Linked DNA regions of Mus musculus: region 1 is linked to region 2. A link is a loop called in an ENCODE intact Hi-C map of the cell type or tissue named here. Cell type or tissue: left cerebral cortex. All regions are shown on one strand.

Evidence for each region. Hi-C counts contacts between places; a loop is a spot of excess contacts. Peaks named below come from ENCODE experiments on the same cell type or tissue, not always from the same donor. Only the 100,000 strongest peaks of a DNase experiment are listed, where the experiment ranks them.
Region 1: it touches region 2 in a loop (5-fold over the local background); 2 of 42 quality-filtered maps call a loop at or near these places.

The regions. Positions count from the first base shown.
Region 1 is chr1:192,475,869-192,483,868 of GRCm38, reverse strand. The region is part of intron 10 of Kcnh1 (potassium voltage-gated channel, subfamily H (eag-related), member 1); the gene reads right to left. Among named protein-coding and RNA genes, the nearest start is that of Gm31011, 36 kb to the left of the region's middle. In left cerebral cortex, no CTCF peak of the experiment used is centred here; DNase peaks (open chromatin) are centred at 2,211, 3,296, 3,608, 7,035 and 2 more places; H3K27ac peaks cover 4,911 bases.
Region 2 is chr1:192,417,976-192,425,975 of GRCm38, reverse strand. Kcnh1 (potassium voltage-gated channel, subfamily H (eag-related), member 1) reads right to left here. Exons shown (of 11, transcript NM_001038607.2): 9 at 7,041-7,293. Among named protein-coding and RNA genes, the nearest start is that of Gm31011, 94 kb to the left of the region's middle. In left cerebral cortex, no CTCF peak of the experiment used is centred here; DNase peaks (open chromatin) are centred at 4,089 and 4,396; H3K27ac peaks cover 1,541 bases.

The DNA of each region.
Region 1 (8,000 bases), 58 kb before region 2:
TAAGGGTGACACCACAGAAGCCAAGGGGATGGAAGATGGGTAGCAGCAGTGAGATTCTCCCTCAGATGCCAGAGGAAACTGACTCTATAAATGCTTGACCTTGGACTTCAGTTCCAGGACTGGGTTAGCTGGTTTGTGCTACTTACACCTCTCCATTTGTCATAGCAGCTGTAGCAAATGAATCCAGATGTCAGAGAGGCCACATGAAGTTATGCCTGTATGTATATAATAATATGATTCTCTCTCTCTCTCTCTCTCTCTCTCTCTCTCTCTCTCTCACACACACACACACACACACACACACACACGTGTGTGTGTGTGTGTAAATATATATATATATAACTAGGAAGAGGCTAGAAATGGTAGAATATATGGGTGGAAGGATAGAAGGCTATATATGGAATAGTAGACCCAACTGTTGTGTAGGTGTTGTGCCTAACTTTTCCCAGCCCAGAAACCTCTGAAACCATGCAAGGGAGAGAGTGCTGGTCTGTTGGGTGAGTCTTGGGGAAACATCTCACAAAAGACAGAGAGATGTGCACTATACAGTTGCAGTGGAAACTGATCCTTGTGAGCATCCTGTGGGACAGATATTCTCAACCTTGTTTTACAGAAAATGGAGCTGCCCCTTGTCTCAGGCTACATTGTTAAGAAGCAGCAGGCTTGTGTCTACCTGGCCTCAACATGGGCTCTCTATCCTACAGACCTGATTTCATGCCCAAGTCAGTGACTTAGGTATACTATGTCTTTACCTTGTTCAGTCCAGAAGTTGGCTGCACCTCTGTAGCAACCAGAGGACAACCAAGGATCATCTCAAGGATGCTGCCCTCTGCCATAATGCTAACTTCATGATGCTGGCTGTTGGCACTAGCGTTTCAATGCACCCATGCTCACCCACACTCTGTGCTCTGACTCAGGCTCTGCTAACTCTAGAACTTCCTTTGGTTTTATCCGAAGCCCTTGGCTCATAGAACTCAACCTAGGCCCATTCTTAGCCAAGCTTTCCTCTTTTTGTCTACACATGCATCCTTTCATGGATGATGGAAAGGCCAGTGTCATCACAGAAACCTTGCCTGCTGGAGATTTCTGCCTCTGATTTACCCTGGGGATTGCCACCTGGGCCTCTGCTCAACTGTGCATAAACTTTGAGGCCCTGGGTAATTTGGGTCTGGTGCTCTCCTTGGGAATCAAGGCCTGGCTCCTTTCCATCTCCCTATATTGCATTTCTGTTCTAGGTTTTGCCAATCAGGCAGGTTAGCTTTGGCCAGGAGCCTGTGGTGCCTGCTTCATTTCCCTGCTGGTGTAATGTGACTGATAACTGGTTTTTCTTTAAAACAATTCACAAAACAAACAAGAGCATCTATGAGCTACCTGTTTGCCATACCTCTTTTTCCAGCATGCAACACCCTGCCTTCCATTCTGTCAACTGGTGCTTTTCAAAGAGAGGGGTGGCTACTTACAATCCCCCCAAGAAGCCTTCCCTCATCTTCCAAGGACAACTACATATTCCCACATCTCAGCTAAGCACCTCTGCTTAAACTTCCAGCGGGTTGTATTCACATCTGTGTGTTAGGACACAGACCCATGCACACAGCAGTAACTAACATAGACCTCTCTCAATGGACTAAAGGTAGTCTGTTTTCAAAGAGTGGAATGTTCAGAAGGCGAGTACACAACATCCATTCTCTTTAGAACCAAGAAGCAGGCTGGTTTCTTGGGAGCTGTAAGGGCCCACACATTCTCCTGGGTCTTAGGAGGCTTCTCACAGCTGAGCTGTGCTTATTGACCCCTTGCCCCATCCCACAGACTGCTCCTCTGCCGGGAGCCTGTGGGAACAAGCCTGATGTCCTCTCAGGTGCCTAGGGGACTGTCAGGGGAAGGCTGTGAAGATAAGGCATGTTGGAGTGAGAACTGCACAGTGGGCTGTGTACAGATTCTCTGCTGATGGCCCACAGTCCTGTGCTCTTAGGTCAGTTAATGCCTGAACCTCAGGTTTACAGTTTTCAGGATGGGATCCTCAACAGCTCATGAACAATAAATGTCTCCAGGTAAAATGAGAGGCAAGAGTGGGGACAGGTGGCAGAAAAGATCCATGGTGACTCTAAAACTTCTGGAAATATACCTTTTTGCCACCCATTAGAGGCAAGGACAGGCTTCCACCTACTCTGACAGTCATGTGGTCATTTCTGGAAGGACCAACAGACTGTACCAAATGACTCACTAGGTGCTAAGTGGGCCTCCTGCCCCTCCCTATGGGAGAAAGCCAATTCTCTTGTGCCTTGAGCCTCAGCCTACATGGTTAGATTTGAACAATACACAATATTTTCTCTGCTTTGAACTGAAATTGCTCCCACCAGCAGCACCTGTTCTAGGGAGGCTGTGGAACCTTTAGGAGGTGGGTACTGGTTAGCAGAAGTAAGTTAGTGGGGCAGGTCTTTAAAAGTTATAACCTCTGGGCTTCAGCCTGCTTGTTTCTCCCAGTCTGCCTGGAGAACAGAGGTGGGTACAGCCTTCTCCAGCCTCCTGCTACCATGAGCTGCTCCCTAGTGCCTTCCCAGCCATGATGAGCTGAAACACGCAGAAATCATGAATAAAACAAACCTTCACTGTCTCAAGCATGGTAGGTGCAGTGCCAGCACCTACCTGGTTCTAATCCTAGGCAGGTTGGCTCCATTCAGCTTTGCTTTAATTTTCTCACTAAAAAAAAAAAAGTGTTCTTGAGATATTTTTATCCATATATTTTGAACTTGGGGCACATCTAAATCAAGTGTGTAATTGTCTGGCACCAAACCTGTTGGACATTGTAGGTGGCAAAGGAACATGGGATCAGGAACCAGAGGTGTCTCAAGAGTATGTGGGATCAATTAATGATAATCCCAAGAGAAGGCAAACTCACTTTTAGAGTTCTTATTGGGGCAGATGACGATTCCCAGGATAAGGCCCTAACCGAGATCCACAAAATACCTCTGCGATACGGCCTACAGTTGTCCTGTCTAGTTTGGTATGATGAAGCAAATTTTAAAGTTGACTACTCAGTTGCATTGACCACACTCCAAGGGCACATTAGCAAGGCCAAAAGCTTCACAGGGCAGAAGTCAGTACAGTGCAGAGCATCCCCACAGACAGGCCTATCGGACAGTGCCAGTTTGAAAGGACCAGCTCCCATGAAATGAGATGAGAGGGCCCCATCTTCATAACATGAATACTATCTGTACCTGACTCTTATGCAACCAAATTCAAATCCTGCCAAGATGGAGTTACTTTTCTTGGCTAACTAAAAATGTGGAGCAAGGCAAAGTTTCCTTTTCTCACTCCTGGAGAGCAGGGCTTCCCTGCAGTTCTGGTAAACAATCTTTGGTCTCACAAGATAGTGGGCAGGCCTAGTGAGACAAGGAAGGTCAGCACTCACGTGCTCCCTCCGCTCCTGCTCCCGGGACGATGAATGCATGTGTCTGCATGTGCTTCCCTTCTTCCCTTCATTGTTCTTCAACGTGGAACAGAAAGAGTTTTCCGTTCTTGCAAAAAGAGTCACATCAGTGCCTTGGGAACACACACACAAACCAGAAGATGGGACATACCCCGGTCATGTGGCCATTTCTGGAAGAACCAACAGACTGTACCAAATGACTCACTAGGTGCTAAGTGGGCCTCCTGCCCCTCCCTATGGGAGAAAGCCCAATTCTCTTGTGCCTTGAGCCTCAGCCTACCTAACTTGAATTAGTTCTGCCATTTAGAATTTACAAAGAGCATACATGGGCTTGACCTACCCCCTCCTCCATGTGTAGCAGATGTGCACCTTGGTCTTCATGCGGGTCCCTCAACAAACTGGAGCAGGGAGCTTACTCTGACTCTGTTGCCTGCCTGTGGATCCTGTTCCCCCAACTGAGTTGCCTTGTCTGGCCTCAGTGGGAAAGAATGTGCCTAGTTCTGCAGTGACCAGAGGTGCCAGGGTGGGTTGGTACCCAGGGTGGAATAGGGAAAGGGGTGGGGGGGGAGGGGCTTGTGAGGGGGAACTGAGAAAAGAGGGGAGCTGTAAAGTGAATATAAATAAATTGATGGGGAAAAAAAAGAATTTACAGAGAGACCAGGTAAAAACAAAGATGTGTGAGGAGCAGAGGGTAGGTAAAGAGAGAGCTGGGGATTCTTTGCATTCTTTTGACCAAAAACAGAAAAGGAAAGAGGTAACCCAAGACAGTAGCAGAACAGAGCTCAGCAGACTTAGAACCTGAGTGGCCACTGAACTGTGCCAGCAGCTTGTCAAAAGAATTCTAGTTGTAAGGCAAGGACATTGCTATGATTAGTGATGTCAACTTGAGAGCCCAGAATCACCTGTGAGATGTCTGTGGGGGCTTATCTTCCTGGATTTAACTGATGTGGGAAGCTCCGCCCACTGAGGGTGGCACCTTTCCCATGTGGGATCCTGGACAGCACTAGCATGCATCCTGTTCTCTGCTTCCTGATTGTGGATGCCATGTGACAAGCAGCTTCAAGCATACGCTGCCTTGACTTCTCTACCATGATGGGCTGTACCCTTGAACTGGGTGGACCAGAATAAACCCTTGCTCCTTAAGGTTGTTTTTGTCTGCAGTAATTTTTTTTTAAATCAAAGCATCAGGAAAGGAAACTAAGATATCGAAGTAAGAAGAGCTACGCACAGCTGAAGAAAGCAGACAGTTGTTCAAGGTCAAGTTCTTTAATTAAATAGTTATCTCAAGGTCAAGTCAGCTTGGCAACAGTCTGATGAAGAAGATGTGAGGGCTCTGTGCCAAGGAGAGAGGGTGAGGTCATTAGGCCAGAATTAAAATTCTATCTGATGGCTAACTGGAACTTGCTCAAATGATCTATAAATAAGATCTCCCCTCCCAAACCCCCCAACCCCTGGCAGCCTCAGCCAGAAGTTATTCTGTGTCCACCTGCACATCACCTGCTCTCCTTGGTGGGGTCCCGGCCTCAGGGACCCTGGCCTGGGCAAAGCAGCAGAGTGTTCTCGTGGCTGTGCATAGAAACAATGATAGCAGTCTAGGAGATCCTCCCTGCTCCTTGTCAGTGTCCAGGAGAGTTGGGTGTCCTCACAGCAGTGGGAATAGAGGAACTAATAAAGCTACCCATGTTGCTATGAGAGGCAGCTCCAACCCCAATGGTGCCGCTTCCTTCTGCATCCTCTTCCATACAGTGTTGGGAATCCCCGCCACTTCTGGAGCTTCAGAGTCAGAGGGCCCCAGATACCCATTCCTCTGATGGAACTAACACTCAGCAATCCAAAGAGTCTATATGCAGGAGCCCTTAGCATGTGGGAGTCACAGACAGGAGTCAGGCTAATCTTCCTGCTTCCATTCAGGTTTTTTGGCCTGTATATCAGGGCTCCTCCACTGACCCAGGTTTATACACACAGTAGGTAATAAAAACTCCTGGTGTCTGAAAGCTTTCAGATTTTCTCCAATGCCCAGGCTCCACTGCTCTGGCTCTTTGCCCTGACACGGTCTCTGCTGATAATCAGAGTGGTTTTGAACTCTAATGAAAATCCTGCGGCAAGAGTGTGACTCACAGAGGCTGCCACTGGCTTCCTGAGCACGCAGGAGTGTGCGTTAATAACATCTTTAGATCTTAAAAAAAATGCATTTTCTCTGGAGGTACTTTCTGAGTTGTTTGTGGAATAATGAGGCTGCGGACAGGACTCCAGAACTTGAAGGGGATAGCTGGTAGAAATGCACTGCTGGATACTTCCCTCAGTAGATTTTAAACTCCCCTTAGAAGAGATGTGTAGCTGCTCCCAGGCACAGGGCACACAGTAAAGTGTCTTGGTCCCTCCTGCTTCCCTGAGAAGCCTCAGCAACTATATCGAAGGGGGCTATAGTGAGTCTGGGCCATCCTATTTCCTGTGGCTACAATAAGGACACCAGGTGGGCACAGCTTCTCTGCCCCCCACCCCCATCTAGTTCTAAACTGACTCCTGCTCTACTGAAGCTGATGTTCCTACATACCTGGCTTTCTGTCTACTGCCAATCACAGCATTCAGTTCCCCAGTGGATTTCAGCCCTACTCTTAAGCAAATTCACTGGTTGGGCTGAGTGAGCTTCACAAAGACAGGAAAAAGCAAAAAACGCCCCAGGGCCAAAGCCCTGAACTTCAGACCTGGCAGCTATCCTGGAGCTATTATAAAGTAGGGATGAGGGTGTCTGAGTATGTGCAGTTTCGCGGCCCTGATCTGGAATGAAGAGGTGAAGGAGCAACGGGCGTTCCTAAGGGGAAGCAGAGAAGTCTGCAGAAAGAAAGAAGGGACTACCAAACCTCGGAAGGTTTCCTGGGACCCTGAGGGCTGTTTTGAAAGCAGCACTTGCTGCTCTGTGTGCTCACCCACACTCATAGGAGCTTGCATTTTCCTAACACATTCTGCAGGAATACTACATAGTTATCACAACCACTGGCTGTCCTCTGTGCGGTGAGGACACCTCACAGGAAACCTATGAGTGATTACCCAGGGACCAACATCCTGGGCAAGGCAAGGGGGGGGGGGGGCAGTTCTGTGCCTTTGCAAACAGGGAACAGAGGTGTGTAGATGGAGTCATTAATGACAGAGATTAAATTTGTCCTCCATGACTCCTGTCTCCCTCCTTGCTTCCCCCATATCTATGGCATCCATCCTTAGCCACTCTTGGAATTACAATATACAATTATGTTGGTTCCCCTTGGTTGGATCAACATATGAACTCAATAAAAGAGGTAAAATGGTTGACTAGCCCTATCTATAAACTATTTCAAAATATCTTAGAATTATTCCAGGAAAACGTAGCAATTTATACACAAGAAATAGGAGAAAGGAAATTTAATTTACATCATGATAGGAGACTGCTTCCCGGAAATCCTACTTTGGCTTTAGCCTCATCTGTGTGGGTGAGTCAAAACAGTTTTGGACAAGTTCCATACTTGTCTTGCTGGGGTTAATGTGCTTCTGTTTCCTGTCAGTCCTCAGCAAAGACAACTTAACCCGATAAAATCAACACCCGCGTATGGAAATGTAAACAGACTTCTGAAGGGCACACAACTGTAAGCGGAAAATTCATCAGTAAAGATGTTTGATCAAAGTATTTGAGCAAGCAGAGAAGATTGGACAGACAGAAAACCTCCGGAGGAAACCAGCCTGGCCTCACCCATAGCCAGTGTCTCTCAACATCTCTTTCTTCCTTTCAGAAAACAAATGAGATACTTGACCTTTAAAAAAAAAAACCTTGAGATTTAAATAATATGCTATATAGAGTGAAACTGGTCTCTTGTGATGGCGAATATTGATTGTCAACTCAACAGGATTGAGAATCATTTAGGAGACAAAACTATAGATCTATCTGTGAGGGACTCTGTAAATTAGGTTGGGGGGCAGAATCACTCTAAATGCTGGCAGCAGAGTTCTGTGGGCCGGAGTCCTCACTGAATAAAAACAAAGTGAACTGTGTACTAGCATTCATTTTTCCCTGCTATTTGACTGTGGATGAAGTGGGGCCAGCTGCCTGCCACCATGGCTACCTGGCCTCCAAACTGTGAACCTAATAGCCTCTTTTCCCTCTCTCCTTCTCCCTCCCTCCCTCCCTTCCTCCCTTCCTCCCTTCCTCCCTCCCTCTCTCCCTCCCTCCCTCCCTTCCTTCCTTCCTTCCTTCCTTCTATATCAGGTATTTTCTCACAATGATGAGAAAAGTAAGACACTTCCTATCCTTTAGCCATTAAAAAATTACTTTGTTAGAAGGACCATGGTAGGTATCATGTCTTTGCTACAGGAACCATCACTATGACACCCCCCCCCCCCAGAGGCTAGATCCACCCTAGGGAAAGAGGGGGAGAAAAGGCTGTCCACAGGAAACCCTTCCCAGGAAGAACAAAAACACTTCCCTCTGTTCTTTTCCTTAAAATAAAGTTTATCAGTCACCCTTATGACCACATCAAAACAAAGAAAGGCCACCTGATGTCAGAGTCTGGGGACTGTCACTAAGCAAGCTAAGCAGCCTGAAAAA
Region 2 (8,000 bases):
AGCCTGCTTTTCTCCAACCCTGGGCTCCCAGGGACCCCGGGAAGCATCTCTAGGAAGGAGGTGGCTTTTCAATCTTTGAATGAGTGAGCATTTATCATATTGAGGTTGTTGTTTATAAACCTTTGCTAGATATGCCCATTGGTGCCAAGGACAGTCAGAAGGAGGGATATAGGCACATGCAGAGACATGCCATTTTCTCTGATTGGACAGTAAAATGCAAAAGAGCTGCTGCCAAGACATTCTTTTGAAAAAATTGGGCTTAAAAATGATACCCTAACAGTGTCTGGGAAAGCAAATGACACTTTCTCAAGATTGACTTGAAAAAAAATTTAAACTGTCATCTTGAAAATATCATCTATTTATTTATTTGTTTGTTTATTTATTTATTTAATGTGTTTGGTGTATGTATACATATGTAGCACACGCATGTGTGTTTGCATGATGTAGAAACGAGAGGTCATTTATTTGTGTGTGTGTGTGTGTGTGTGTGTGTGTTTGTTATGAATACACATGTATGTATGTGCACGTGTGTGTGTGTGTGTACTTGATGTAGAGAGCAGTGGTCATGTCTAGTGTATTCCTCTATTGGTGTCCGCCTCATTTTTTTGAGACAGAGCTACTCAGTGAACGTGGAAGCTACTGACTGGCAAGCTTAGCTGAACAGCAAGCCTTGGCACCTCCAGTTCTTGCCTCTACAGCTCTAGGATCACAGACACACACACAGACACAGACACACACACAGACACACACACACACACACACACACACACACACACACACACACACACACTCTTACGGGAGTGCTGGGATCTAAACTCAAGTACTTTACCGTCTCTCCAGACCTGCACATGCTCTTTTAAAGATAGCCTGAGAGTCAAACAAACTTGATAAGAAAATAAAAATCTCCTCCTGCCTCACAAATGAGACATCTACCCCAGCTTGCTAGCAAGGATGCCCATGGAGTCTCATCTCTGCATGCTTGTCTTTACATAATTGGGATCAATCACAACATGTTCAAATAACACTTCACATCATTTAAAATTCCCTATGGTCATTCTGAATGGCTACACCCCATTTCTTTAAAAATGCTCTCAAATGCTTGGTCATTTAGGGAAAGACTTGTATGTTCTGCTGATGGCTTTTCATTCTCTTCCCATTTTACATTTCTTCTGTTAATTCTTAAATCTCTAGCTTAAGACCTGAGTGCCTTTCCTGGTTCTGACCTGTCTTCATGACCTGTCTTCATGTCCTGGTTCCAGACTCACCTTTCTAAGCAATGCTGGCTGCACCTCTGTCCAGTGTCCTTGGGTCTCTGCATGGTCTAATGGAAGTGTCACACTTTCTGCTTTCATGGCCTCTTCCTTGTAAATACTTCTCTCCCACTTCCCAGGCATCAGAACCTGCCTGTGCCTCCCTGTTTGCCCCCTTACCTTCCAGTAGTAACATTTACAACCCAAGAGACTCTCTGACCTAGTTTGTTTTCTATAAAACACTGACCAAATACAGCTTGAGGAGGAAAGCATTTATTTTGCTCACATTTCTACATGATCACAGTCCAGCATGAAGGGAAGTCAGGAGAGGAGCTACTCAAGGCAGGATACTGAAGGCAGGACTGAAGCAGAGACCATGGTACAACATTGCTCATTGGCTTGTTCTCAGAGCTTTCTCAGCTTGCTTTCCAGGACCATCTGTCCAGGAGTGGTATCACCACAGTGGACTGGGCCTCCTATATTAATAATCAAGAAGATGCTCCACAGACTTGCATACCGGTTGATCTAATGGGTTTTTTTCTCAATTGAGGTTCCCTTGCCCAGATAACTCTCGATGTGTCAAACTAACAGGAAACTAACCAGGATACCTCTGTCCCTGACAGTTCGTCCACCTGCGCTTCCCAACTAAGTTTGGCAAAGTCTTCAAATAAAAAACATAGATATCCAGTTAAAACTGAACTCTAACAAATGAATAATTTCCCTCAAACTGCATCTTATGCAATCTTTGGAGGGAAATTCACGTTAATAGTCATTCACTGTTTCTATGTAATTCAAATGTTCCTTGTGGGCCTTCTCCATTTGTTCTAACTGTACCTCAGCGCTCTTTGTCTGTCATGAGCCACGGCGACCTCACATGTCCCTCAGCCCCACTCTTCAGTGCTTTTGGATCACAGCTCTCATGACATCATACTTCACTTGCTAGTGCCCCATTTCTCATGATGACACAGTGACGTCCACACCAGCCTTGCTGCATTTCACCACTATCACTGCAGCTCTGGGTTCCAGTTCACGTGCTGGCTTGGATGACCCACCACACAAGTCCCCTCCTCACAGCTGACCCATTCCTGACCTCATCTGATTCCATCTTTCCAGCCACCACCAAGGCAAAGACCTCATGGCTTGGTCTGTCAATCACTGGGAAGGGTCCCCTGCTGATCAATGGCTCCAAACAAATGTCAAAAATTAACAACATCATATGGCTGAAGTGAAGTTCATAAAAGGCCCCTGCTTATGGGTTCCTGTCTCGTTTCCTTTTCTATGTGCCTCACCTCTCCTACTCCATAGCTAAGGTTGGCGATGTCCAACCATACATGAAATGACAATCAAGGCTTTAGTGCTCTTGATATCACAGTGCAACAGGCTGGCAAAGCCCCGTGCACACTGAGCTGACGGAACAGGCATGGACAGTTCCACTCACACTGGCCTGAGCCTGCCACTCACACTCACACTCCCTCCAGTACCCCTAGAAACCCTGCTGCTTTTCTACCCCAATGCTCAGCCTACCACACTTCTTGGGGCCTTCCAAGCTCTCAGAAGGCTCTGCCTTCTCTGTGAGCATTTATCTGCCTGCTTGCTTCAAGAGAGGGACAGAGTGAGCCCCCTGTGCACATTGTCACTAAGCATCTGTCTCAGTTCAGCACAATGGTTCTCTAAGACAAGGCTTATTCTGTCCCCTGAAGAAAACACCACCATGATCCTCGATGACAGCAGATGCTGCTAAATATCCAACCTAGAACAATGGCCCAAAGGAGCACCTTATCCAGGCAAAGGCAAAGTGGCCTTCCAACTCAGCAAATGCACGAAGGCATCTCAGAGCAAGCAGTAACCTGAGGACCTACATGCCATCCTATGAGGACACGCAGTGAGGCTATGGGGATGGGACTGAACTGCCCTGTGCTGGGATGGGGATGTTAGGCATGGGAAGAGTAGAAGTAAGAAGAAGAAGGGGTTGGTTTAATTAAAAATAAATATCATGATAAAGCAAAAAAAAAAAAAAAAAAAAAGAACCCCACATGTAAAAAGGACAAAGACTACATCTGAGAAGCTGGTAAGAGGTTTCTAAAAGAATTCCAGAAGGAAGTCAGAAGGGAGTGCCGCCATGATCTTTGTCTTTGGGGAACAGTGTGCTTTCTATCAGAGAGTGGCTGCCATGGCTTGGGGGAGGCACACTTTCTAAATGCAACCTTTGATCAGCTCCATAAACCAATTTATTAGGTTACTATATTCATTTTTTTTTAAATGAAAGGCAACAGACTCTAATAGAACCACCAGACTGCATTTCCTTCAACAGGACAAATGCTGGGTTTTACATGTACGCTCATCAGTTAGCAATGTAATTAGCATTTTATATTGTGGCTGCTGTCACCAAAAGTCTATAAGGTTTTAGCAAGTGGGGAGGGGAGGGATTCTATTTTGGGCACATGCTAAGCCCACTCAGTTCTGATCACTGTCCCTTCTCATTCTTGGAGTCTGCACTTAAATTAAACAGAGAATGGGGGTGGGATAATCGAATTGGAGGGAGGAACCACGCTAGCAGGTTATAAGTGACTGAACTGGTAAGATTGGAGTCTGACGGCATGGGCAGCTGTGTCCCAGCATTTTCTCTGTAGCCTCTGGCATGAACACTGGTATATTTCCCTTCATTACCGGAGCACTGGGCACACAGCACTGCTCGATAGCTACTCATGCTCTGTAGCCCTCGATGTGCATAGGGGAAGCTGTCTAGAGTCACGTGCTCCACAGGCAGCTCTTGAGGGCTGGGATAAGATTTGGTCTACCACAGCAACCCACTCCTGACAGCATCTGCTCAACAGCACTGGGTGAGACTGCGCTAAAGGGCATCGGAGGACAATGAAGGTCTAGTTCTCAGTCCCATGTGATGCTCAAACCCTTCAGGAAGAAACTGATTGCAGTTCATTGAACAAAAGTGATTCTAAGGAGAAAGGAATTTTAAAAAGATCCAGGTGGGTGTTTCCAGGGAACAAACAGCTTGGAATGTTGTATGCCTCATGGCCTAAAGGACAGGTTGGCTCAAAGAACTTGTCAAGTCCTTTTATAGACTAAGAGTCTCTTGGCAAGTTAACGTAGGATATCGAGCCTGGACCTACTTTGGGGGCTCAATCTGGCTCTTGGAAGCACAGAGGAGACTTTTTCTAGTCTGGACATCTTGAGAGCAACCAACACGTTTAATCCAAAGCTGCTGAGCTATATTTGAAGTCTAACTATGCGCTAACTGGAGCAGGCTGGATGCCCAGAGGGCTAGATTTGGAGAAGCAGTAACTAGTCAAATCAACAAGGTTATGAAGTCGCTGCCTCGTAAGAAGGCCGGTGTGCAGGGGAGGAAGGGAGAAGGGGTTGTTTGTCCTTCTCATCTCGCTTCAGGCTATCATCCTTCCATGCCCAAGTCTATCGTACTGGTGTCTATGGTGGGGCATTAAAAATCCCTTATCGTGAGCACACGAGAGATAGTGCTGGGCCTCAGGATGGATTTTTTTCAAAAGCTTAAATAATCTGTGGGGAAGTTGGTACAAGATGCCTGACTCCAAAGGGTTACATCTAATCCAAATTCAAAGGATTGGTCAGTGGTTAATCTTAGCTGTGCAAGAATCCTGGCTAGCCCAATGTCCTCACTGGTGAATTTAAAGGCAGAGATAAGAACCCCTTTCCTTCAGATACTTTACAACAATGTCTTCACTGTTCCTGTGTTTGGCCCACAACCTCAGGTCTCTGAGAGGAGGGAGTGAGGAGAAGCCAGGACTAGGCTGTTGGGCTCTGTAGGCACCATGGTACCCAGCAGACCAGATACACTTCAGCTCCAACCCAGACTCAACAGGCTTCCCTTACCATTTTCCAGCAAATGCTGAAGGAGTATACATCATCCTTGGGTTACCCTGAGCACAGTATAGCCAAGAGGGCAAGTTGACAAAGTGCCCCAGGAACAAGAAGGAAGCCATGCTTTGGGTACTCCAAAATCAGACAGGAGCAAAATTAGGTTTTAAAAGTTTCATCCATCTCTACATAGTCAGCCTCTTCTTCATTCTAACATCACATTAACTTCACACATAGTCAACCTCTTCTTCATTCTAACATCACAGTAACTTCACACATAGTCAGCCTCTTCTTCATTCTAACATCGCAGTAACTTCACACATAGTCAGCCTCTTCTTCATTCTAACATCACAGTAACTTCACACATAGTCAGCCTCTTCTTCATTCTAACATCACAGTAACTTCACACATAGTCAGCCTCTTCTTCATTCTAACATCGCAGTAACTTCACACATAGTCAGCCTCTTCTTCATTCTATCACAGTAACTTCACACATAGTCAGCCTCTTCTTCATTCTAACATCGCAGTAACTTCATATGCAGTCAGCCTCTTCATTCTAACATCACTTTAACTTCGTACCACCCATCTCACTTTTCTGGGAAATCAACCATGCACTGAACATAAAACATACCTCCACAATCTGCAGCAGTACCTGCAGCATCCCAACCCCACTTATCTCATTAATCATCAGTATTTCAATTTTAAAGCTGGGCAGGAATAGAGAGGCTGAACACAGAGGGATACTGAAATAGGACTTCACAAGTCTGGTGGGAGCAGAAGGTCTTGAGGTTGCTGGGATGGGACCCCGTGGGCCTCAAACACTTGACTCTCTGAACTTCAACTGTCTCACTTAGAGACTGAGAGCAATAAAGCCAGTTTGCATGGTTCAATGAGGATGCATCTGCAGGATATTGGGCAAAAATCAAATGTCTGTAAATAGTGATTATGCCATGATGTCTTGTCCCCTTAGAGAGATGTGTGTGTATTGGAGACCTATCCTGTGGCTGCCTCAGAAGTTTCCCCAGGGCCACTGATGGTCAAGCTCTCAAATACTGTCATGTTACACATGTCCCTGCTCCTCCCACATTCCTTCTTGCTGCATATGGTGAACTAGCCTCCCTGTTAACCAATGAGAGATCCTACCTCTCCCAAGAGCAAACTGTCATTGGACTCCTTTGACTTTTTATATATCTCAAAGTGATGTGTTTCTCTCCATCCACCCACATCTTTGTTCATTAAGGGCCTAGATAACACGTCTCTTACCTGCTTACCCTGCTCACCACAGCCCAACCTCTACTTGCTGTAATTTTTCAAAAGTACAGTCCTAATGTTGCCCCTTCCCTACTTTCAATTCACCACGGGTCACCTGCCCCACTCTTGCAAGTGAAATCAACAACACCCTTTAATGGGATTCCTGAGGCCTACGGTTTGTCAACTCTCTCCCAGTGTCATCTCCCACCGTGGCCCTGCCATGTGCTCCTGTCACATAGAGAGTGACTCAGAGGTTTCCCCTGTGAGTCACACCTGTCCCTGTGAATCACACCTGTCTCTCTCACACAGGCTGACCTCTCTCTTTTTGGAACCCTGTTTTTACCCTGCTCCATGTAACTCATTTTCAATTGTTTGGCTGCTTCTTGTGTATCATTTTATATAGGAAGCGTTCCCATTTGAATCCTGAAACATATGTCCCTTCCGATATATTCCAAATGATGGTTTGTTTACTCATCATTTTCAGTAGCCTGCAGCCCCTTGAAGAGAAAACCCCAAGGGCCTTAAACACCAATCGGTTCAAAGAAGGAACTTCAACTTTTGTTGGATGGATGAATGGATGGAGAAATGAGCCTGCCCCAAGGAGAAATCACTGGTTAAATGTGGCTGTCCAGTGACTAAGACAACCCCAAGTACAATACCAGGAGTACATCAAAGACAGGCAGCACATACCTAGGATGGCCACCACCTCGTCATCCTGGATCACCTCCAGGGAGCCTGAGACCACGAAGCAGAGGCTGTCCACACTCTCTCCAGCATGATAGATGAGGTCCCCTGGGGCACAGTGCACTGTCTGGAACTCCATGGCCAAGGCCCGCAGGCAGCCATCGCTGGCCAATCGAAAGGCAGGGTGTTCTTTGAACACTTTGCGGTTCAGGTGCACGCAAATGTCGGCTCGCATGTCCTTGGGGCAGATCTGCAGGACCTGGCCAGACAAGGAAGAGACAATGTGAGGTCCATTCCCACAGCCTCCTTCCCTCCACACCCTGGGCATGGGCCCGCACCCATGAGGCCAGACTGCACTCTTATGCCTCAGTTCCCTGGGCAAGCCAAGCAGTGTCTGGATTCTAGAACGTTCTGCAGAATGGAATGCTCAGGATGCAGATCTGAAAGTCAGGGCTAGGAGGGAATCGGGCATGGGAAAGGTCTCTGAGGAGATGCTATTTCAGCTGACAGCTTTAGAGTATGTCAGAGTGAACCTTGTGGGAGTAGAACATTCCAGGAGGATAGCATACACAAAGGCTCTGTGGCAGTAGTTCACCCAGGTCAGAGGAGGCCTAGGAGGCATCATACAGAGAAAATACCAAGCATGTGAGAAGTTTCCAAGTGAAACTGTGACCAGTGGCACAGATCAAGGAGCAAATGTCAGCTGAAAACCCAGAGTGGGATTAGAGGCTTTGACTCTGGGTGGCAACACAAGAGTCAAAGGGAAGGGTGAGGAGGGGTGCTTGGCCTGGACTGGTTCAGTGCAGTCAGCAAGAAGTAGTCATGTTCAGGTTAATTCTACAAACAAGCAAATCATATATATGTGTGTGTGTGTGTGTGTGTGTGTATGTATGTGTATATATATATATATATATATACACATACATATATATATACACATATACACATACACAGACATACATATAT